Regions from separate parts of the Homo sapiens genome. Here region 2 is linked to region 1. A link is an interaction called in ENCODE POLR2A ChIA-PET data of the cell type or tissue named here. Cell type or tissue: endothelial cell of umbilical vein. All regions are shown on one strand. Each heading gives the region's core, and the rest is flanking DNA. Links, peaks and the distances in the headings are about the cores only.

What was found. ChIA-PET counts read pairs that join two places held together with the same protein. Peaks named below come from ENCODE experiments on the same cell type or tissue, not always from the same donor. Only the 100,000 strongest peaks of a DNase experiment are listed, where the experiment ranks them.
Region 2: POLR2A ChIA-PET joins it to region 1 with 7 read pairs; 2 of 35 experiments call an interaction of 5 or more read pairs at or near these places.

What each region holds. Positions count from the first base shown.
Region 1 is chr17:64,999,601-65,011,123 of GRCh38, forward strand. GNA13 (G protein subunit alpha 13) reads right to left here. Exons shown (of 4, transcript NM_006572.6): 4 at 9,689-11,523. Among named protein-coding and RNA genes, the nearest start is that of GNA13, 51 kb to the right of the region's middle. In endothelial cell of umbilical vein, for the core only: no CTCF peak of the experiment used is centred there; no DNase peak of the experiment used is centred there.
Region 2 is chr17:64,723,011-64,734,533 of GRCh38, forward strand. No RefSeq gene overlaps it. Among named protein-coding and RNA genes, the nearest start is that of MIR6080, 52 kb to the right of the region's middle. In endothelial cell of umbilical vein, for the core only: no CTCF peak of the experiment used is centred there; a DNase peak (open chromatin) is centred at 7,181; H3K27ac peaks cover 2,741 bases.

The sequences.
Region 1 (11,523 bases), core at 3,700-7,699:
CACAGAAGCACCCTACTCTCATTCCTTAAAGAATCTTACAAAACGAAAGAAAAAAGCAGCACAGCAATTCTCTAGAAAATCCATTAGCGGGCACGGTGGCTCATGCCTGTAATCCCAGCACTTCGGGTGGCTGAGGCTGGTGGATCACCTGAGGTCAGGAGTTCGAGACCAGCCTGGCCAACATGGCAAAACCCCATCTCTACTAAAAATAGAGAAATTACCAGCCTGGCCAACACGGCAAAACCCCGTCTCTACTAAAAATAGAGGAATTACCAGCCTGGCCAACATGGTCCAGTCTGGCCAACATAATGAAACTTCATCTCTACTAAAAATACAAAAATTAGCTGGGCGTGGTGGCACACGCCTGTAATCCCAGCTACTCAGGAGGCCAAGGCAGGAGAACCGCTTGAACCCGGGAGGCGGAAGCTGCAGTGAGCTGAGATTGCGCCACTGCACTCCAGCCTGGGTGACAGAGCGAGACTCCATCTCAAAACAAACAAAAATTTAGCTGGGCATGGTGGTGGGCACCTGTAATCCCAGCTACTTGGGAGGCCAAGGCAGGAGAATCACTTGAACCCGAGAGGCAGAGGTTGCAGTGAGCTGAGATCATGCCACTGCACTGCAGCCTGGGCAACAAGAGTGAAACTCCATCTCAAAAAAAAGAAAAAAAGAAAAGAAAATCCATTAGTTAGAGTTGAAAGCTTGAGTGAGAAAATGTAGTGAGTTATGTCTTATGCTGGAATAGCAGTTTGGATCTCTTGTATTGTTGAGCAAAAAGGCCATTAAAGAAATGGAGCACAGTAAGGCTGGCAAGAAAGCGCTGCCCCGCAGGGCTTCATTATAATGAGGCCACGAGGGGCTTCTGGCTGAGATGAAAGATCTTGATGTCATGGATCCAGCATAACTCAGTCCTTCTTGCCTTCTGGTGTGGACCCTACTCAAGCCCAGGCTTTGAAACTGATTATGTTTACAACATTTCCCCAATGAGGGTATGATCTCTTTATTCTTTCTGACTTTTTATGATGAGAAGTTTCAAACATACACAAAATTTGAAAGAAGAGAATCAGGAACACCTAAGAACAGAATAATGGACAATTAATATCTTACCACTTGCTTTATTTCTCTGTCTCTGTCTCTCTCTCTTCCTCGATTTCCTCCTTGGCTTCCTTGATACCCCTCCCTCCGAGAGCACACGCCTTTCTGATGCTCCTACTTGGACAGTTCTCTGTCCTCCTCTTGAAGCCAAGGTTTCCTGCTAGCCCACTTCTCTCCTGACTCTAGGCAGTCAGTCCCCTAGGACAGGGGTCCCCAACCTCTGGGCCACAGACCAGTATTGGTCCATGGTTTGTTAGGAACTGGGCCACACAAGCAGGAGGTGAGCAGTGGGTGAATGAGGGAAGCTTCCTCTGAATTTACAGGCGCTCCCCATTGCTCGCATTACCGTGAGCTCCGCCTCCTGTCAGATCAGCGGTGGCATTAGATTTTCATAGGAGCGCAAACCCTATTGTGAACTGTGCATTTGAGGAATCGAGATTGAGCACTCCATATTAGAATCTAATGCTCGATGATCCGTCACTGTCTCCCATCAACCCCAGATGGGACTATCTAGTTGCAGGAAAACAAACTCACTGCTCCCACTGATTCTACATTATGGTGAGTTGTATAATTATTTCATTATATATTACAGTGCAATAATAATAGAAATAAAGTGCACAATAAATGTAACATGCTTTAATCATCCCAAACCCACTATCCCCACTTGGTCCGTGGAAAAATTGTCTTCCACAAAACCGGTCCCTGGTGCCAAAAAGGTTGGGGACCACTGCCCTAGAACCATCTCCCTACAACCCACAGCTTCAGCCACTGTGCTTGTAGCTTACATTCTGCACTTTTATCAATCAGACCTCTCCACTGAGCTTGAGACCTGTAGATCCAGCTGCAGTTAGATGCCCCAAAGGGACCTCAGACTCAGCATGTCCCTCAGAGCCTACCTGGCCCACCCAAGTCTGTTTCTTCCCCCAGACGTCCTATTTCAGGAATGGCTCCATCCAGTTGCTCCACCAGAAACCTGGGCAGCCTGCTGGGTTTCACCCTCTTCCCTCCACCTGCTGCTTCCAAGTGCTCTGTCCAGTTTTCTGCCTGAAGTATCCTTTTCATTCACCTCCTTCCAATTCCATTGCTAATGTATAAGCTCAGGTATCTTGCTTTTCCTGTACCTCAGCAGCCCTCACTTCAGTTCTTGCCTCCGGCCAGTTGTCACCCTCACTGGGATTACTGTAATACCGCTGAGGTCATGTCGTTCTGCCTCTTGTTTTTCTTTTTCTTTTTCTTTTTTTTTTTGAGATGGAGTCTTACTCTGTCACCTAGTCTGGAGTGTCGTGGTGCGAACTCAGCTCATTGCAACCACCTCCCAGGTTCAAACGATTCTCCTGCCTCAGCCTCCTTAGTAGCTGGGATTACAGGAGTGTGCCATGCCCGGCTAATTTTTTTTTTTTTTTTTGACAGAGTCTTGCTCTGATGCCCAGGCTGGAGTGCAGTGGCGTGATTTCAGCTCACTGCAACCTCCGCCTCTCAGGTTCAAGTGATTCTCTCACCCCAGCCTCCCAAGTAGCTGGGATTACAGGCATGCGCCACCATGCCTGGCTAATTTTTGTATTTTTAGTAGAGATGGGGTTTCACTGTGTTGGCCAGGCTGGTCTTGAACTCCTGACCTCAAGTGATCTGCCTGCCTTGGCCTCCCAAAGTGCTGGGATGACAGACGTGAGCCATTGCACTCGGCCCCATTCCACTTCTTATAATGCTTACTGGTTTTTCATGCCCATGGGATAAAAGCCAACGGTGTTGATCTGGCACGTGAGGACCTCCATGACATGTTCACTGCTCATTTACTCAGCTTTACCTCTTGCTACTCATCCACCACCTTTCTATCTTCCAACTGGTTAGGGTTCTTGCTGCTACCCAACTTGTAAGCCCCACACACCTCAGTGCCTTCGCACATGCGGTACCCTCTGTCTAGGACTCCCTTCCATACCTGTGTCTGACTCATCTTTTATCATAGTCTTTCATATTTTTGTTCCCCTTACTAAACAGTGAACTTTTGGGGGTGGGGATCAGGGAACTGTTTCTCCTCCTTACCCTCATCACCTTACAGAAGGCTATCAGTGAAAGGTGCTCGATCAAAGCTAGATAATGAAAGAACTCCCGGCTTTCTTACTGACACAATGTTCCACCATCTGGCATGCAGCCTTTCCTGCGTGTTAGGTCTAGGTAAATTTAAGACATCTTTAAAGCCCCAGCCCAAACACCTTCTCTTCCACAAAAGTATCCCTGCCAGGCTGGGCAACACAGTGAGACCCTGACTCTACAAAAAAAAAATAATAATAATAATTGGGCACAGTGGCACGCACCTGTGGTCCTAGCTACTTGGGAGGCTGAGGCAGGAACATCACTTGAGCCCAGGAGGTCAAGACTGCAGCGAATTGTGATCCTGCTTCTGCAATCCACCCTGGGTGACAGAGCGAGACTGTGCCTCAAAAAAAAAGAAGAAAAAAAAAAAAAGGCTGGGCACAGTGGCTCATGCTTGTAATCCTAACACTTTGTGGGGCTGAGGTGGGTGGATCTCCTAAGGTCAGGAGTTCAAGACCAGCCTGGCCAACATGGTGAAACCCTGTGTCTACTAAAAATACAAAAAATTAGCTGGGTGTGGTAGCGGGTGCCTGTAATCCCAGCTACTCGGGAGGCTGAGGCAGGAGAATCGTTTGAACCCAGGAGGCGGAGGTTGCAGTGAGCCAAGATTGCGCCACTGCACTCCAGCCTGGGTGACAGAGTGAAACTCCATCTCAAAAAAAAAAAAAAAAAAAAGAAAAAGAAAAAAGTGTCCCTGATTGCACGTAGATGGAAGGAATTGCCTTTCTCTGAAGGCTTGGAGCATTGTATCTAGTCCCCTCGAATGGCGTCTTGACTTAAGTACTTATGCACCTGTGTCTTCTCCCCTGCTGGACTGGAAGCATCTTAAATTCAACTCCATAAGTGGATCATTTTCTTATCACCCAAAGTGTCCAGCACACGGGTGACATAGTAGACATTTAACAAATTCAGTTAAATTCTACAAACATTTTTTGAGCACTTATATATACCCATCAAGCTACTAGACTGAGGATTCAGAGGCAAATGAGACAAATACAGTGATCTCTGACTTCCGGGAGCTTACAGTCTAATCTAGAAGTCAGACTGGAAGACAAATAGTTACACATGTGATGACCGAGATCAATGCAGTAGGTGAACTCTTGTAAAGCAAGCAAGGGGAGGTGTACTCTGTGCAGGGCAAATGCAGGGCTGATCTTCTGCCTCTAAATGTTTATTAAGTTTTTTCTTCATATAAAAGTGACCAATCCTCTTCGTAGAAAATTTGGAAAAGAGAAAAGTGTAAAGAGGACAAAATACTTTGTGATTCCCATCACTCAGAAAAGCTAACATTTTGCTATATTTACTTTTAATCTCTTTGCTAACTTTGTGGAGTGACTGAAGTCTCAAATTCTTTGAACAGCCTTATTGAGATATAATTCATATGCTATAAAACTGGAGAGCCAGTCTCCATACTGGCAGGGTGGCATTCTCTCCACTCCTCCACAGTCAGATTCTCATCACAATTTGATTGAGATTTGAATTAGATTGAGTCCGATGGGCACTCTAAGAGCTTAACAGGAGCATCTGTGTAACAATGTCGAGTTCACAGCACAGTGGAGTGGAGGAGCTAAGAATCTATGAACAATAATAGCTTCAAGATAAGGTACAGAGGTCAGGCGAGGTGGGTCATGCCTACAATCCCAGCACTTCGGGAGGCTGAGGTGGGCAGATTGTTTGAGCTCAGGAGTTAGAGACCAGCCTGGGTAATATAGTGAGACCTCATCTCTACCAAAAAAAAAAAAAAAAAAAAAAAATTAGCCAGATGTGGTGGTGCGTAACTGTGGTCCCAGCTACTTGAGAGGCTGAGGTGGGAGGATCACTTAAGCCTGGGAGGTCAAAGCAAAAGTGAGCTATGATTGTGTCACTGCACTCCAGCCTGGGTGGCAGAGTGAGACCCTATCTCAATAAATAATAGTAATAATAATAATAATAGTAATGTAGAGTGATTTAAGTGCCCTGAAAAAGCAATAACATGGGATAAGTACTCAGAGAAAGAACTGCTTCTAGCCCAGGATGCATAGCAATTGGGATGTCCTCCTTTGAACTGGGTCTTGAAGGATGAGTAGGATTTGCCGTGTGAACAACAGAACCAGAGAGAAGAGGTGTGGGGCAAAGAAGCCATCTAGTTTAGCTAGAGTGGAGGAAGCTGGAAGGGAAGGCCGGTTAGAAAAAGGTTGATGCAGCTGGGCATGGTGGCTCACCCCTGTAATCTCAGCACTGTGGGAGGCCGAGGTGGGCGGATCACAAGGTCAGGAGTTCGAGACCAGCCTGGCCAACATGGCGAAACCCTGTCTTTACTAAAAATACAAAAATTAGCCAGGCATGGTGGCGCGCGCCTGTAATCCCAGCTAGTGGGGAGGCTGGGGTGAGAGACTCGCCTGAACCCGGGAGGCGGAGATTGCAGTGAGCCAAGACCGAGCCACTGCACTCCAGCTTAGTGACAGAGCGAGACTCCGTCTCAAAAAAGAAAGAAAAAGGTTGATGCTGGGTCCTGAATGGTGTGGATGCCATGCAGGGAGTTGGAATACTCTTCTGTCTCACGCACTACAGAAAGGAATAATATCCGGTATTCCCGTGTTGGATTAACGCTTCTTATTTCCATTAAGTTGGGCATCCGGCTCTTCATCTAGAATATATTCCCCTTTTATAGCGATGTATGGCATCTTCCCCCAGACTATAACCTGCTACAAATGCAAGGATTGCCTGCAGAAAATTAGCCTTGATCTGTAATTTCATTAACAGAGCCAAGCTGTGGGTGCTGTGAGGTTCATTTTTCCTTTATTTCTTTCAAGATTGAGTCTTGCTCTGTCGCTCAGGCTGGAGTGCAGTGGCAATCTCAGCTCGCTGCAGCCTCTGCCTCCCAGGCTCAAGCGATTCTCCTGCCTCAGCTTCCCGAGTAGCTGGGACTACAGGCGTGTGCCACCACGCCTAGCTAATTTTTGTATTTTTAGTAGAGACGGGGTTTCACCATGTTGGCCAGGCTGGTCTCGAACTCCTGACCTCAGGTGATCCACCCGCCTCGGCCTCCCAAAGTGCTGGAATTACAGGTGTGAGCCACCAGCACCCAGGGAGGTTCATTGTTTTCAGAACAAAATTTCAACTAAGTCTGATGGTAAAATCAGCTAGTTAAATCCTACAAAGCTTACAAGAACTGGGGATTTTCCACGTAGAATAATGTGAAAGTAAAACGAAACAACTTTTTCTCCCCCCAAGGTCAGCAGTGCTTAGCCTTCAGTTCATCTTATGTTCTGTCTCCCCTTCAGCAGTTGGCAGGGGCAGAAAATCAAGCGTGTCTAAAGCGGCAGTCTAGGTCATTACGGAAGAATCATCGACTTTAAAAAAGACATGATAGCTTCTGTTTTCCTACCATGAACCTTCATGGGGAAAAGAAAAAGCAACATACTCCTCCACTCAGTATAAATGTTAATTCTGGACACAACTTCCCTCAGTATTCTTGTGGCAAACAGATAAGCTGAACACAGCCTCCTTGAATGGCTAATTTGTATCCCATACTTGTTTGAGCCTTTTGTTTTCTTGGTGTACTTCAAAGAAAAAGGAACACTGTGAAATATTCTTGCACAGCATTTTCGTGGATACCCCTTATGCCAACCACAATACCGTATTTCAGAGGCCCCACTAATTTCTGACGAAAAATTACATGTACTTTTATTTATTTACTTATTTATTTAGAGCCGGAGTCTCGCTCTGTTGCCCAGGCTGGAGTGCAGTGGCAAAATCTTGGCTCACTGCAACCTCCCCATCCCGGGTTAAAGTGATTCTCCTGCTTCAGCCTCCTGAGTTGCTGGGACTACAGGCACGTGCCACCACACCCGGCTAGTTTTTGTATTTTTAGTAGAGATAGGGTTTCACTGTGTTAGCCAGGCTGGTCTCGAATTCCTGACATCAGGTGATCCGCCAGCCTAGGCCTCCCAAAGTGCTGGGATTACAGGTGTGAGCCACCACTCCAGGCCTTTATTTTTATTTTAAATTTTTTTGAGATGGAGTTTCGCTTTGTCACCCAGGCTGGAGTGCAGTGGTGCGATCTTGGCTCATTGCAACCTCTGCTTCCCAGATACAAGCAATTCTCAGTACAGGCGCCCGCCACAGGTCTGGCTAATTTTTGTATTTTTAGTAGAGACGTGGTTTTACCATGTTGGCTAGGCTGGTCTTAAACTCCTGACCTCAAGTGATCCGCCCACCTTAGCCTCCCAAAGTGCTGGGATTACAGGCGGGAACCACCACGCCTGGCCTATAGCATGTATTTTAAAACACTGCCCTGGGCCATCTGCTTTTTGAGGATTTGCCAAATTTCCCAAGTCACCAAAACAGACCTCTAGTTTAACCTGTAAACCTTGAGTTTCCTATATTCTCAGGACCAAAAAGTCTCCCTTTTCGTTTTCAACAACCCACTCTGTGGGCAATGAAACAGGTCATTTTGGGAGAGCATCCTGTACTGACATGACATCCCACAGTGCCAATTAACCAGGATTGTGCCCACTTTGCTACACAATAGTTTGTATTGTTTCTTTTTACACAGATAAATATTCCCTTGTTCCAACAACAGCATAAAAAAGGTGTTTTTGTTTTTTAAATGACCTCTTGGTTTGTTTGGGGATTCAAATGCTCAAGTGAGTCTAGTTTCAATTTTTAAAGATCTTAAATCTCTCCCAGAAAGACCTGTTTCCAAAGTCACAGATTTTTAGATGTTAAGAGTTAGACTCAAAGTCCAAATTTTCTAACCCAGTTTCTCTTGAGATCAACAGTAACATTTCATGTTAGAGGTGAGAACCTGGAGAAGAATTTTTATTTGCCAGAGAGGTTGGAACCAGAGCAGCTAGGAGCACAGCCAGCCATTACCTCCAGCCATTTCCTCACACCTGCTTTGCAACACCAAGAGAAAGCCCTTCATTCTGTTTAGGGGAAGAACAGTACAAGCACAGCTTTATCTATCTGTCTGTCTATCTATTTACTTAGAGACAAGGTCTGGATCTATCACCCGGGCTGGAGTGCAGTGGCGCGATCTTGGCTCACTGCAACTTCCACGGCCTCCCGAGTAGCTGGGGGACTACAGGCCCATGCCACCATGCCCACCTAATTTTTGTAAAGACGGGATTTCACCATGTTGCCCAGGCTGGTTTCAAACTCGTGAGCTCAAGTGATCCGCCAGCCTTGGCCTCCCAAAGTGCTGGGATTACAAGCGTGAGCCACCACGCCCAGCCATAGCTTTCAATACATGCCAGGTAAGAAAAGGCATAAAGATGCCAAGTGATTTGACAACTGCTAACTTAGCAGGAAAGCGTAAAGGGAAAAGATGAGTAGTAACCACAGAAGGTGTGCTTGACACGATTTGATAATGATACTTTCTCTCTCTGGTTCCCAGACCCATAACCCAGTCTAATCATGTGAAAAACACCAAATTTCAACAGATGGGCATTCTACAAAATACCTGACCAGTACTCCTCAAAACTGCCAAAGTCCTCAAGCCTCTAATCCCAGCAATTTGGGAGACCGAAGCAGGCAAATCGCTTGAGCTCAGGAGTTCCAGACCAGCCTGGGCAACATGGCGAAACTCTGTCTCTACTAAAAATACAAAAAGTAGCTGGGTGTGGTGGCACGCACCTGTAATCCCAGCTACTTGGGTGGCTGAGGCAGGAGAATCACTTGAACCTGGGAGGTGGGGGTTGCAGTGAGCTGAGATCGGGCCACTGCACTCCAGCCTGGGTGACAAAGGAGTGAGACCCTGTCTCAAAAAGAAAAAACAAACAAAAAACACCTGCCAAAGTAATCAAAAACAAAGTCTGAGATAAACAGGAGTCTGTTAACTACCAAGAAGAGCTGAAGGAGACATGACGAGCGAATGTAATGTCGTGTGCTGGATGGATCCTGGAACACAAGTAAGGCATTAGGGGAAAACTAAGGAAACAAGAACAAAGCATGGGCTTTAGTGAATAATGTTATCAGTATTGGTTCATTAATTATGACAAATGTACCAAAGTAATGCAAGGCGGTAACTACGGGAACTATTATAAGGGGTGTGGAGTATAGGGGAACTCTGTACTGTCTTGAAATTTTTCTGTAAATCATAATCTAACATGAAGTTTATTTTTTTAAAAAAGATGAGTGGTCAATGTTGGTTTGTCTCCAAACATTAATTACAACAGACGTAACAGAATTATTAATATTGTCGCAGCTGGATGAACTGAGCTCAGGTACACCCTAATACAGTTTCAGTGGCCATAAGAGGAGCAGAGAAAACAAGTGGTTTCTCTTCCCCTATTCCCTTGTCAAAACATATTAAGTGTCTGAGAACTTCCTTGGAAGAAGTCCACATCTCCATTTCTAGTAAGAAGTTTCTAGACTAATATTCAAGCCAAGTGGCATTGGGATTCTGCTGAAGTAGATTTGTGCCTTAACTCAGGCCCTAGATGAAACTTTTGCTTTCAAACTTTTAGTATCTGCTTTACATTTTACAATTACCAAACTGTTAAATAACATCATAGTATTGAATTGTTTACAAATGTTTATTAAATGTCAGTAATTTTTACAAAGCAAATATTAATAGCAAGAGGCAAATGTTTTGCAAAATATGTACAAAAGTAAAAAGCTGTAATGAACTAGCAACTCATTTTATAAAATCAAACCATTCTTTCCACTTTTAGACCTCCTTTAGAAATAATTTATTGCCCATCCTGAACTAAAGCACTGACAAAAAAATTTACAACAATTATCAGATAATGTGCTTAGTTCCTGGAAAGTTATAAAAAGATATATGTAAAAAAAAAATCCTAAGCCACAAATATTTTATAGAGCTAATACGAGTCATGTTTTGTTAGGTACAGTATCTACGGGGTTATTACAAAATATACTTTTTTATAAGGCTTCTTGTGGTAAATGAGCTCTCACCAGAGTAGAGTAGTTTAGAAAAGCCATTTCAAACGTTTTGCGATTCTGCCTTCAAGTAAGAGGTAAAAGGTAAATGGCATAGTTTGTTGCACTGTTGCTTATACTGTGCAAGAATTAATCTCTACCCCTTTCTTTCCTAGTACCATCAAACAGGCATGATTAAGGACAATTTCTCACTTACTATGGCAAAAAATATTATATACAAGCTTTCTTAACACAAACCAAAGTCACATACCAAGTAGTATATGACGTTCAGTGATATTCACTGACTGAAATTTTATGCACACTGAGTTCCAGCATACTCTGATCCACCTGTAAACTTTCATCATCAACAGCAGATTTGTATATGTCACAAAACTCTCCTTATCAAGACATAAAATATTGCCATATCATTCATGCTTTCAAAACAATGTTCATATAAGCTCTCGCATTTGAAACCAGATGGTAAGACCTGAATGCTACAAGAGTGAACATAACTTAAATGCTAACTACACGTTCAAGTACAGACATAAGAATGCTAGTGGTACAAACACTGTACTCCAAATGATGTTGTTAATCACCTACCAGCCTAAGACTAGTATCTACTTGATGGAACTTGAAAAAGCCATAAAGTCCAACTTGTTTAAAATGTTCAGACTTAGACTTACACTTCAAGATCTAGTATACATTTATTAATAAGCCCTAACCTCGTACCATAAAAAAATGGGCATGTGCTGTATTTGGGACATGCGGACACACCCACACCCACCCACAATCTCTCCCCTCCTCATGTTTACTAGACTGAAAAGCCACCCTGTATCCTATCATTAAAAAACAAAACAAAACAAAACAAAACAGTGCTTTTAGTCAAGCAGCACAACACAAGGACAGATCATCTGTGATTAACAGAAGCGAACGCCTTAAAATGATGGGAGAGAGACAAATTAACTAGGTACTAAGTCAGATTTCCAAGTGAAAAAGACATGAGCAAAACTTCTGGTCTTAATTTCTCAAATAAAACTAAAATAAATGAAATGGTAACAGAGTGACTTTCTCTAAATTTATTAGGGAGTTTGTTACAAATGTTTGGGCTTTACAGGCATGATTTCACGGATTCAAACAAGAAATTAACACTGATATTTAGCCTTCTCATGACATACACAGAAATAACATTGCTACAAACTGCAATGGAGAGAATCTTGTTTCAAATGGCTTAGTTTGGGGTTTTGTCTAAATGTATCATTATATAATGAAAGCACCAATTTGAGGGTTTCTCAAATAGTGATTTGAATTTTAGGACATAACAGTGTAACATGGTAACTTTATTCTTCATATATAAATAAGGCATAATCGGATGTGTATTAATGCTGAAAATACATTTTATCAAAAGCATAAATACAAGTATTTGGGTACACATTGAAAGTTAGGACTTAACCAATTTCTTCTTACAAAAAA
Region 2 (11,523 bases), core at 4,714-8,713, 280 kb before region 1:
GGAAGGAGACAGACGGGGGGCTGGGTGAGGTGGCTCATGCCTGTAATCCCAGCACTTTGGGAGGCCAAGGCAGGTGGATCACCTGAGGTCAGGAGTTCAAGACCAGCCTGGCCAACATGGTGAAACACCATCTCTGCCAAAAATAAAAAAGTTTCCCGGGCGTGGTTGCAGGTGCCTGTAATCCCAGCTACTCAGGAGGCTGAGGCAGGAGAATCACTTGAACCCAGGAGGTGGAGGCCGCAGTGAGCCGAGATCAGGCCATTGCACTCCAGCCTGGGCAACAAGAGCAAAACTCCGAATCAAAAAAAGAAAAAAAAAAGAAAGAAAAAAATTAGCCCAGCATGGTGGCACACGCCTGCAGTCCCAGCTACCCCAGAGGCTGAGGTGGGAGGGTCATTGAACCCCCAAAAGTCAAGGCTGCAATGATTCAAGATTGCATCACTGTACTCCAGCCTGGGTGAAGGGAGTGAGACCCTGTCTCAAAAAAAAAAAAAAAAAAAAAAAAAGCTCTGAATCTATAGGTTCCAGCCCTGAGAAATTCTGGATAAAATGGAGTTAACAGTTCACCTGCCTCAGGTGAGATAATATAAAACTAGAAAGGTCCATACCATTGTAATATCTAATTGAATCTATTTGTCAAAACAGTACCCAAATGCAGTATGTTCAGAAACCTTATAGTGTTAGGTAATAATAACCATAGACAAGATAAAAAATATGGGCTGGGTGTGGTGGCTCGCACCTGTTATCACAGCATTTTGGGAGGCCAAGGTAGTAGGATCACTGGAGGCCGGGAGTTTGAGACCAACCTGGGCAACATAGCAAGACCCCATCTCTATAAAAAAATATATATATAAAGATATATATTATATATATATTTGTACATGTTAACTTGAGGTGAGGGGTGCAGGGAGGGTGGAAAGGAGAAAGTAATAATATTAAGCATCAGTAAACAACTCTAGAGCCAGGCATGGTGACTCACTCCTGTGATCCCAGCTTTTTGAGAGGTTGATGCAGGAGGATTGCTTGAGGCCAGGAGTTCAAGACCAGCCTTGGCAACATAGTGAGACTCTCCCATCTCTAAAACAACAACAAAAAGTTAATTAAAAATTAAAAGAAAAGAAAACTTCATAGCCGTCTTCTCCAGGAAAACAAGTCCCAAAGCCACTTGCCACTGATGCAGAGGTGCGCAGAGCCCGAGGAACACGGAACCATAGCAGCTCTGCAAGTTGATTTTATTCCAGGCTAAAAGATGCTACTTCTCAAAGAAAGGAGCTTGGAGCGTCTCTGTTTATGAATTCATTTTTCAGGGGTGGGGTGATTTCAAGAGTCCAGGCTGTTTCCTGACCATGCACACTGTGCCGGCCTGGAAGCCTCAGGCCCCAGCCAGGCTGACCACGAGCCAGACCCGGAGTAAGCTTCGTCCCACGCTTCCTGTCGGTCCAGGCAGCCTGAGTTTCCTGGTGACCCTTCCCTGCACCCAGCTGATTCAAAGGCCTGGCAAGGCCTGGTGCCAGCCAAGAAAATCTGAGGCAGCCAGGTTTGTTATTTCAAATCTCTAAACCTTCAGACCTTTGTGCTTGGCTTACATATGTGAAAGTTAAAACAAGGATGTGTGTCGCAGTGGTGATTATAATTCAAGTAAGCAAAGATCCCTGCATGACCAGCCTTCAAATGTCAGCCCATGCTGAAGTTAACACATTTAACTCATAGAACAAAATAATTAAAATGAGGAGTAGATGCAAAATGGTACTGCCATTCTAGAAAACAGTTTGGCAGTTTCTTATAAAGTTAAACGTACACTTACCACAAGAACCAGCAATCACTCTCCTGGGTATTTATCCCAGAGAAATGAAAATTTATGTTCATATAAAATATTGTACACAAATAATTATAACAGCTTTATTTGTAATAGTCGTGTATCAGTCAGGATTCTCCAAAGAAATAGGACCAATAGAAGAGAGATATATACATAATAAATCATATATATAAATGAAATATATAAGAAGCTATATATATATGTACACACATACAGATATCTCTCAGAGTTCTCCAAAGAAATAGAACCAACTATATATATATTATATGTAATATATTATATTACATATATTACATGTAATATAATATATATTATATATAAAATGTATGTAATATATTATATATAATATATGTAATATAATATATTATATAAAATGTATGTAATATATTATATATAATATATGTAATATAATATATATAATGTATGTAATATAATATATATATTATATATAAAATAAATCATGGCCAGGCATGGTGGCTCACACCTGTAAACTCAATACTTTGGGAGGCCGAGGCAGGAGGATCACTTGAACCCAGGAGTTTGAGACCACCTGAGCAACATAGTGAGACCCCGTCTCTACAAAAAACATTTTTTTAAATTAGCCAGGTGTGAGCCAGGCATGGTGGCTCATGCCTGTAATCCTAGCACTTTAGGGGGCTGAGGCAGCAGATCACCTTGAGCTCAGGAGATCAAGACCAGCCTGGGCAACATGGTGAAACTCCATCTCTACAAAAAATACAAAAATTAGCCAGGCATGGTGGCACATGCGTGTGGTCCCAGCTACTCAGGAGGCTAAAGCTGGAGAATTTCTTGAACTGGGGAGGTGGAGGTTGCAGTGAGCCAAGATCAGGCCACTGCACTCCAGCCTGAGTGACAAAGTGAGACCCTATCTCAAAAAAAAAAAAAAAAAAATGTCCAGCAGCTACTCAGGAGACTGAGGTGGGAGCATTGCTTGAGCCCAGGAGGTTGAGGCTGCAGTGAGCCATGATCACACCATTGTACTCAAGCCTTGGTGACAGAGCAAGACCCTGCCTCAAAAAAATAAAAAGACATATGTATAAGAAATGATATATATTGATCTATATAGATAAATGATATGTATATAATAAATCATATATATATAATATATACATTTATTACAAAGAATTGGCTCATGTGATTATGGAGGTTGACAAATCCTAAGATGTGCAGTCAGCCAAGCTGAAGACCAAGGAGGATCGACGGTGGTGTTCCAGTGCCAAGGCCAGCAGGCTGGATACCCAGGAAGCGCAGATGTTTCGGTTCCAGTCCAAAGGCAGGAAAAAAACTGATGTCTCAGCTCAAAGGCAGTCAGGCAGGAGGAATTCTTTGTTATTCAGGAAAGATAGTCTATTTGTTCTATTCAGGCCTTCAACTGATTGGATGAGGCCCACCCATCTTAGGGAGGGCAGTCGGCTTTATTCAGTCTATTGACTTAGATGTTAAACTCACCCAAAATCACCCTCACAGAAACACCCAGAATACTGTTTGATCAACTGTCAGGCCACCCCATAGCCCAGTGAAGTTGACACATAAAATTAACCATCACAAGCCAAAAATTAGAAACAAGCCAAATGTCCCTCAACAAGTAAACAGATAAACACATGATGGTCTATCCATTCAGTGAAGTAACTCAGCAGTAAAAGGTAATGAGCAATTGATCCATGCAACAATGTGGATGGGTCTCAGGGCTTTTTGCTGAGTGGAAAAAGCCAATCTCAAAAGGCCAGTCTGATTCCATTTATTTAACATTCTTTCTTTTTTTTTTTTTTGAGATGGAGTCTTGCTCTGTCGCCCAGGCTGGAGTGCAGTGGCCTGATCTTGGCTCACTGCAACCTCCACCTCCCAGGTTCAAGCGATTCTCCTGTCTCAGCCTCCCGAGTAGCTGGGACTACAGGTGCACACCACCACGCCCAGCTAATTTTTGTATTTTTAGTAGAGATAGGGTTTTACCATGTTGGCCAGGATGGTCTCGATCTCATGGCCTCGTGATCTGCCCCCTCAGCCTCCCAAAGTGCTGGGATTACAGGCATGAGCCAATGTGCCCGGCCAACATTCTTTTGTTTTTTGTTTTTTTTTTTGAGATGGAGTCTCGCTCTGTAGCCCAGGCTGGAGTACAGTGGCACGATCTCAGCTCATTGCAACCTCTGCCTCCCTGGTTCAAGTGATTCTCATGCTCTGGCCTCCTGAGTAGCTGGGATTACAGGTGTGCACCACCATGCCCGGCTAATTTTTGTATTTTTAGTAGAGAGAAGGTTTCAACATGTTGGCTAGGCTGGTCTCGAACTCTTGACCTCAAGTGATCTGCCTGCCTCGGCCTCCCAAAGTGCTGGGATTACAGGCATGAGTCACTGTACCTGGCTTTATATAACATTCTTGAAGTGACAAAATCATAGAGTTGGAGAATAGATCAGCAGTTCCAGGGGTTATGGTAGGAGGAAGGATGTGACTGAGGGGTAACAGGAAGAAATTTTATCTTTTCTTTTTTTTTTTTTTTGAGACAGAGTCTTGCTCTGTCACTCAGGCTGAAGTCCAGTGGCACGATCTCAGCTCACTGAGACCTCCGCTTCCCAGGCTCAAGCAGTCCTCCCACATCAGCCTCCCTCACAGTTGGGACTGCAGGAGCGTGCCACTGGGCTCAGCTATTTTTGTATTTTTTGTAGAGATGGAGTTTCATCATGTTGAGATGAGATCAGGCTGGTCTCAAACTTCGGAGCTCAAGTGATCCACCTGCTTCAGCCTCCCAGAGTTCTAGGATTATAGGCATGAGGCACCATGCCCAGCCCCAGGAAGAAATTTCTTAGTGGTGATGGAATACTTCTGTGTTCTCATTGTGGGGATGGTCACTTGAATCTATGCATATGATAAAATTTCATAAAACTTGTCCAGGCTCAGTGGCCTGTAATCCCAGCACTTTAAGAGGCCAAAGTGAAAGGATCACTTGAGACCATGAGTTTGAGGTTACAGTGAGCTATGATTGTGCCACTTCTCTCCAGCCTGTCTCAAAAATTTTTTTTTCATAGAATTACATGCCAAAAGAAAAAGATGAGTGTCTCTTTCATGTGTATCTATTATGTTCCCAACACTGCTTTTGGGACTTTACACACAGTAACTGGCCGGGTGCGGTGGCTCACACCTATAATCCGAGCACTTTGGGAGGCCAAGGTAGGCGGATGGCTTGAGTCCAGGGGTTCGAGACCAGCCTGGGCCATAGTGAGACCTCATTTCTACAGGAAAAAAAATAATAATGATGGTGTGTGCCTGTAGTCTCAGCTACTCGGGAAGCTGAGCTGGGAGGATTGCTTGAGCCTGGGAGGTCAAGGCTGCAGTGAGCCAACATTGCGTCACTGCACTCCAGCCTGGGCGACAGAGTGAGATTCTGTCTCAAAAAATAAAAACAAAAACAAACCAGACAGACAGTCACCTTAGGAATAAACACTATATCCCCACTTTATAGTCAAGGAAACACTGAGAGAGTGTAATCACCACCCAGTCACATAGCTGGTAAGCGGCAAAACCAGGATTTAAACCAAGTCTACCTGACTCCAAGGCTTTGGCCCTTTCTCATGTTGCCTGCTAACATACACACAAGCTCCAAAGAATGGGGCCTCCATCCTGCCCGTGATAGATATTTCTAGCCCTGATGTTGCCTCGCACCACAGCAGAGTGTCCTGCACTGTGTTTTCTACATTCCCTGGATAAACACAGAAAGTCCTGCTCTGTGAAGAGGCCATCAAAATTAGCACAGAGATGAGGCATTGGAGAGCAAACTCCAGGACAAGTCCAGAGGGACAGATGGCTCAGCCCGAGGTCAGGGTCCTCTTTATACCTCACTTGAATTTAGGCGGCAGGCTGGGCATGATGGCTCATGCCTGTAATCCCAGCACTTTGGGAAACCAAGGCAGGTGGATCACCTGAGATTAGGAGTTCGAGACCAGCCTGGGCAATATGGCAAAACCCCATCTCTACCAAAAAACTAGCCAGGTGTGGTGGCACGCATCTGTAGTCCCAGCTACTCAGGAGGCTGAGGCAGGAGAATCCCTTGAGCCAGGGAGACGGAGCTTGCAGTGAGCCAAGATCGCTCCATTGCACCCCAGCCTGGGCAACAGAGTGAGTCTCTGTCTCAAGAAAAAAAAGAAGAATTTAAATGGCAACCAAATTCCCAGGGGTGTGTGTCTCTGGGATGCCTCCCCTGACTCCCTCCAGGCTGAGCTGCGGACCCATCATCCACGCTCCCACATCAGCAAGATTTACGTTAATCAAGGACCTAGTGTGTGGCTCTAGAATCACCAATGTATCCTTTGTTGATGCGGGAGCCTCTCACAGAACTTGGCCTGGGTAGAAGCGCAGTAAGCGTTTGCTGAGTGAATGAATGAACTGCAAGAATCTCATGCAAGGGCTGTGGACTCAAATGCCTTCAGAGGCCAGGCAGACACCACCAATGAATGAGGTTGGGGGTGGTGATTCGTGGAGAGTGGAGAGGACAGGGGTGGAGTGGGGACATGTGCCCGAGCCACCGGGGCAGCTGCCACTCCGCTTGCCCTCATGCCACCAGGCAGGAATGTGGGCCATCTATTACCACATCTGATTTTTCAAAAGAAGCCAAAATCCAGTCTTTTATGATGAGCTTCTGATTTTTTCACGTTGCGGACTAATTTTAAGTTTTTTAAATTAAGTGAGGGCCAAACGAAACACATATGCTAGTTGAATACTGCCCAGAGGACATGGTTTGGAATTTCTGCTTTGAAACTTCAGGATGTTCCAGCGTTTCTGATGCAGTGACAGTGATTTTCCTGATGACTACGAGACAAAGGTGTCCACAGCAGGTAAAGGAAAGCCAGTGCCACCAACAGCCATAAGCCAATTCCATGTGGACGGCCTCCTCTGCTGACATCCCACTGGGAGAGCCGGTAAGAACTCTGAAGGCGGGGTTGCAGGGAGGACAGGGAGGAGGGTACAGATGACCTATGACTGCTGGCTGGCATAGTACGACTCTTGTATAACTTGAATTCTCATGAAACATGCATTTTTGATGGATTATTGGATTATTTTCATCCTTGCACTAGTGGCACAAAGACCGGACAATCCCATGTAATGGACAAAAGATAGTGCCACTTGCACCAGAGGGAAGCTAGGACAAGGCTGGACAAGGTCCTGGGAAAGAGGCCACAGGTGGCAAATCCACCCCGCCTGAAGGACCTCATCTGGGTGCAGACTTCTACCTCCCACCATTGCTTCAATACCGGAGGTCTTTCCTTGTTTTCCTCACCAGACAGTTCTTTTTCTCAAACTAAGGAAATGAGCACACATCTCAGAGTGGCCCCAGTTCAAATCCTTCCTCTACCATTCGCTGACTGTGATGAACAGCTTTGGAATCCCCATTTGTCCATCTTTCCAACATGACTCATATATGTTGATATCACACATCCCGGATGTGATAGGATGAGGGCACTTCATCTCTTAGGTGTTCTTCCCAAAATTCTGCAGTCCCAGTCTAATCATGAGAAGACCAGAAACTGTCACCAGTCAGCGGAGACTAAGGAGACATGGACACTCAACGCACCATGGTGTCCTGGATTAGGTCCAGGAAGGGAAAGAGGCCATTAGTAAGACAACTGCTGAGACCTGAAGAAAGTGTTTAGTCCAGTTGAAAAATCATGGATCTAGACCAGGCAAGGTGGCTCACACCTGTAATCCCAGCACTTTGGGAGGCCGAGATGGGTGGGTCATTTGAGGTCAGGAGTCTGAGACCAGCCTGGCCAGCATGGTGAAACCCCATCTCTACTACAAATACAAAAGTTAGCCAGACGTAGTGGCGTGCACATGTAATCCCAGCTACTCAGGAGGCTGAGGCAGGAGAATTACTTGAACCTGGGAGATGGAGGTTGGAGACGGAGTTTGCAGTGAGCCGAGATTATGCCACTGAACTCCAGCCTGGGGGACAGAGTGAGACTCCGTCTCAAAATAATAATAATAATAATAATAAACAATAAATAATAAATAATAAAATAAAAATAAAAATTATGGGGCAGGGTGTGGAGGCTCATACCCATAATCCCAGCACTTTAGGAGGCTGAGACAGGTGGATCACCTGAGGTCAGTAGTTCAAGACCAGCCTGGCCGACATGGTGAAACCTCATCTCTACAGAAAATGCAAAAACTACCCAAGCATGGTAGCATGTGTCTGTAGTCCTAGCTACTTGGGAGGCTGAGGTGGGAGGATTGCTTGAGCCTGGGAGGTGGAGGTTGCCACAAGCTGAGATTGCACTACTGTGCTCCAGCCCTGGTGACAGAGTGAGACTCTGTCTCAAAAAAAAAAAAAAGATAAATAATAATAAAAATAGTTAAGATGGCAAATTTTATGTTATATGTATTTTACCACACTTTTTTTTTTTTTGAAACGGAGTCTCACTTTGTCACCCAGGCTGGAGCACAATGGTGCGATCTCAGCTCACTGCAACCTACATCTCCTGAGTTCAAGCAATTCTCCTGCCTCGGCCTGCTGAGTAGCTGGGATTACAGGCACCCACCATCACACTCGGCTAATTTTTGTATTTTGGGTAGAGATGGGTTTCACCATATTGGCTAGGCTGGTCTCGAACTCCTGACCTCAGGTGATCCGCCCAACTCAGCCTCCCAAAGTGCTGGGATTACAGGTGTGACCCACTATGCCCAGCCCACAATTTCTTAAAATAATAAAGAAACGAATACAGATTTGACTGTATATGTGCGTGTGCATGTATGTGTACACATCCACATTCCCTAGCTGTATCCACTGAGAGGGACACGGAACAGCCTCATCCTAGTAGCAGTGAGCACATGTAGCATCCAGATCTTGACTTCTAAATACCATTTTCAAAAAAAGAGAACCAGGATCTTCAGAGAACAGACTGATTCCAGGGCTGAGACCAAAAAAAAAAAAAAAAAAAAAATACAGATGCTCCTGGAACAGCTTGTACTAGAAAGCTCAAAGAATGGTGGGTCACTGCAAAAGGAAAAGGGCACAGCTGCGAGCTTGAGTGGGCTCCCACTGGCCAAACTGGGAATTTTTTTTTTTTTTTTGATACAGAGTCTCACTCTGTCACCCAGGCTGGAGTGCAGTGGCACGATCTTAGCTCACTGCAACCTCCGCTTCCCAGGTTCAAGCAATTCTTGTGCCTCAGCCTCCCAAGTAGCTGGGACTACAGGTGTGTGCCACCACACCTGGTTAATTTTTGTATTTTTAGTAGAGATGGGGTCTCACCATGTTAGCCAGGCTGGTCTCGAACTCCTGACCTCAAGTGATCCACCCGCCTCAGCCTCCCAAAGTGCTGGGATTACATACATGAGCCACTACACCCGGACTGGGAATAATTTAATTATTACAGTGAATAGTGAGAGTCATGGATTATAACCTATTGCATTCACGAGTCCATGCAGACATAGATAAATCACTTGCCAAAGATCACAATGGGATAAGATAGCACTGGGGACGAGGGACGCTCACTCTCATTTTCCTTTAGCACTTCTTTCCCCCCAGATACTGTAAGTGGGAAGGACATGACACATAGAGCAAGCTGGAGGCCCAGGAAATTCCTAGAGAGAGTGTCCAGGACATATGGACTTTTGAGATCTGTCCAGTGTCATTTCCTGTTTCAAATCATGCTGGGGGAAGGGAAGGTGCAGGAGGTGCAGTGAGGGAGGGGGCGTAGGGGTGAGAGAGGCCGGAGAGCAGGGAGGAGGCTGGTCCATCAGCTGCAGCTGCCAATGATGCCTGCTGGGGGGTGTATGGGCGAGGGACCTCCTGGAGAGCGAGGTGCCCACATCTGGTTCACATTGAAGGGTAAAAACAAACAGGTTTGTGAGCTGGAAGAAGCCCAGTGGACTGAGCCAAGCCGTGCTGCTTGGACACTAGGGCACAGCATCCCCTCTTCCACGGGTCACTGGGCCTGGCCAGCTCCCAAGGGCTTGCAGAGGGGACGCGGTTGGAATAAGGCCATCTTCTCTGCTTGGAACCACATTATCTGGGTCCAGCTCCTCCTAATGTACAAACCGGCCTCATCGTGTGTCCGGAGAGGCTGGTTCTTTGATTTGTAGATGACTCATTTCAGGCTCTTGAACGAGACTGAGACTGCACATGTACCAAATGTCACCATGTCCACCCAGAGGGCTTGTTTGTGCTTCGTGTAATGTCTCCCTTGGCTAGGAAGAGACAACGGCTTGCTGTGGGATCTGGAGCAACTTTCTTAACTTCTATGAGCCTCAGTTTCCCCAGGTATAAAATGGAAACAACAGTTCCTCCTTAAGGGGTCATGGTTGGCCTATTAGAGTTACTGAGTATCGGGCCCAGCCGCAGTGCCAAAAATCTCTCAATCAACGTCCACCATTCCTACTGGTCATTTGGACTCCAGCCTTATCTCTTCTACTGGGTATCTAAAGTTAGCCTGTAGTCCCAGCTACTTGGGAGGCTGAGGTAGGAGGATCACTTGAACTCGGGAGGCAGAGGTTGCAGTGAGTCAAGATCATGTCACTGCACTCCAGCCTGGGTGACAGAGTGAGACTCTGTCTCAAAAAAAAAAAAAAAAGTTTTAGGAAAAAAAGACTTTCCTCTAGGCCAGGCAGGCATGGTGGCTCACACCTGTAATCCCAGCAGTTTGGGAGGCTGAGGCAGGTGGATCCCCTGGACAATATAGTGAGACCCAATATCTGCAAAAAAAAAAAAAATTAAAAATTAGCTGAGCATGGTGGCACACGCCTGTAGTCCCAGCTATATGGGAGGCTGAGGCAGGAGGATCACTTGAGCCCAGGAGGCAAAGGTTGCAGTGAGCTGTGATGGCGCCATTGCACTTCAGCCTGGGTGACAGAGTGAGACCCTGCCTCAAAAATAAATAAATAAGTAAATAAATAAGGCCAGGCACAGTGGCTCATGCCTGTAATCCCAGCACTTTGGGAGGCCGAGGCAGGCAGATCACTTGAGGTCAGGAGTTTGAGACCAGCCTGGCCAACAGGGCCAGACCCTGTCTCTACTAAAAATACAACAATTAGCCTGGTGTGGTGGCTCATGCCTGTAATCCCAGCTACTCAGAGGCTGAGGCAGGAGAATTGCTTGAATCTGGGAGGCGGAGGTTGCAGTGAGCCAAGATTATGCCACTGCACTCCAGCCTGGGCTACAGAGCGAGACTTTGCCTCATAAATAAATAAATCGGCAGCAGACAGCAGGGAGCTGATTCATTCTGGAGAGAGCCCTGAGGCCCGTGTCCTGGCCAGCACCTTTTAGAGACCTCAGCTTCCTACCCTAAACTCACCTCTTGCTGTCCCCAAACTTACAGAAAAGGATGTTGTCCCTTTGCCAGATGCAATCAGTTTGCGCTCCTCCAGCACCCTCCAGGGTGTTCCTGGGGAGTCCGCTTCTGTGGGCCCACTTGTCAGCTGTCAAAAGCCCTTGGCCGGCCGGGCTTGGTGGCTCACGCCTGTAATCCCAGCACTTTGGGAGGCTGAGGTGGGCGGATCACAAGGTCAGGAGTTGGAGACCAGCCTGGCCAATATGGTGAAACCCCGTGTCTACTAAAAATACAAAAACTGGCCAGGCAAGGTGGCGGGCGCCTGTAATCCCAGCTACTTGGGAGGCTGAGGCAGGAGAATTGCTTGAACCTGGGAGGCGGAGGTTGCAGTGAGCCAAGATCACGCCACTGCACTCCAGCCTGGGCGAC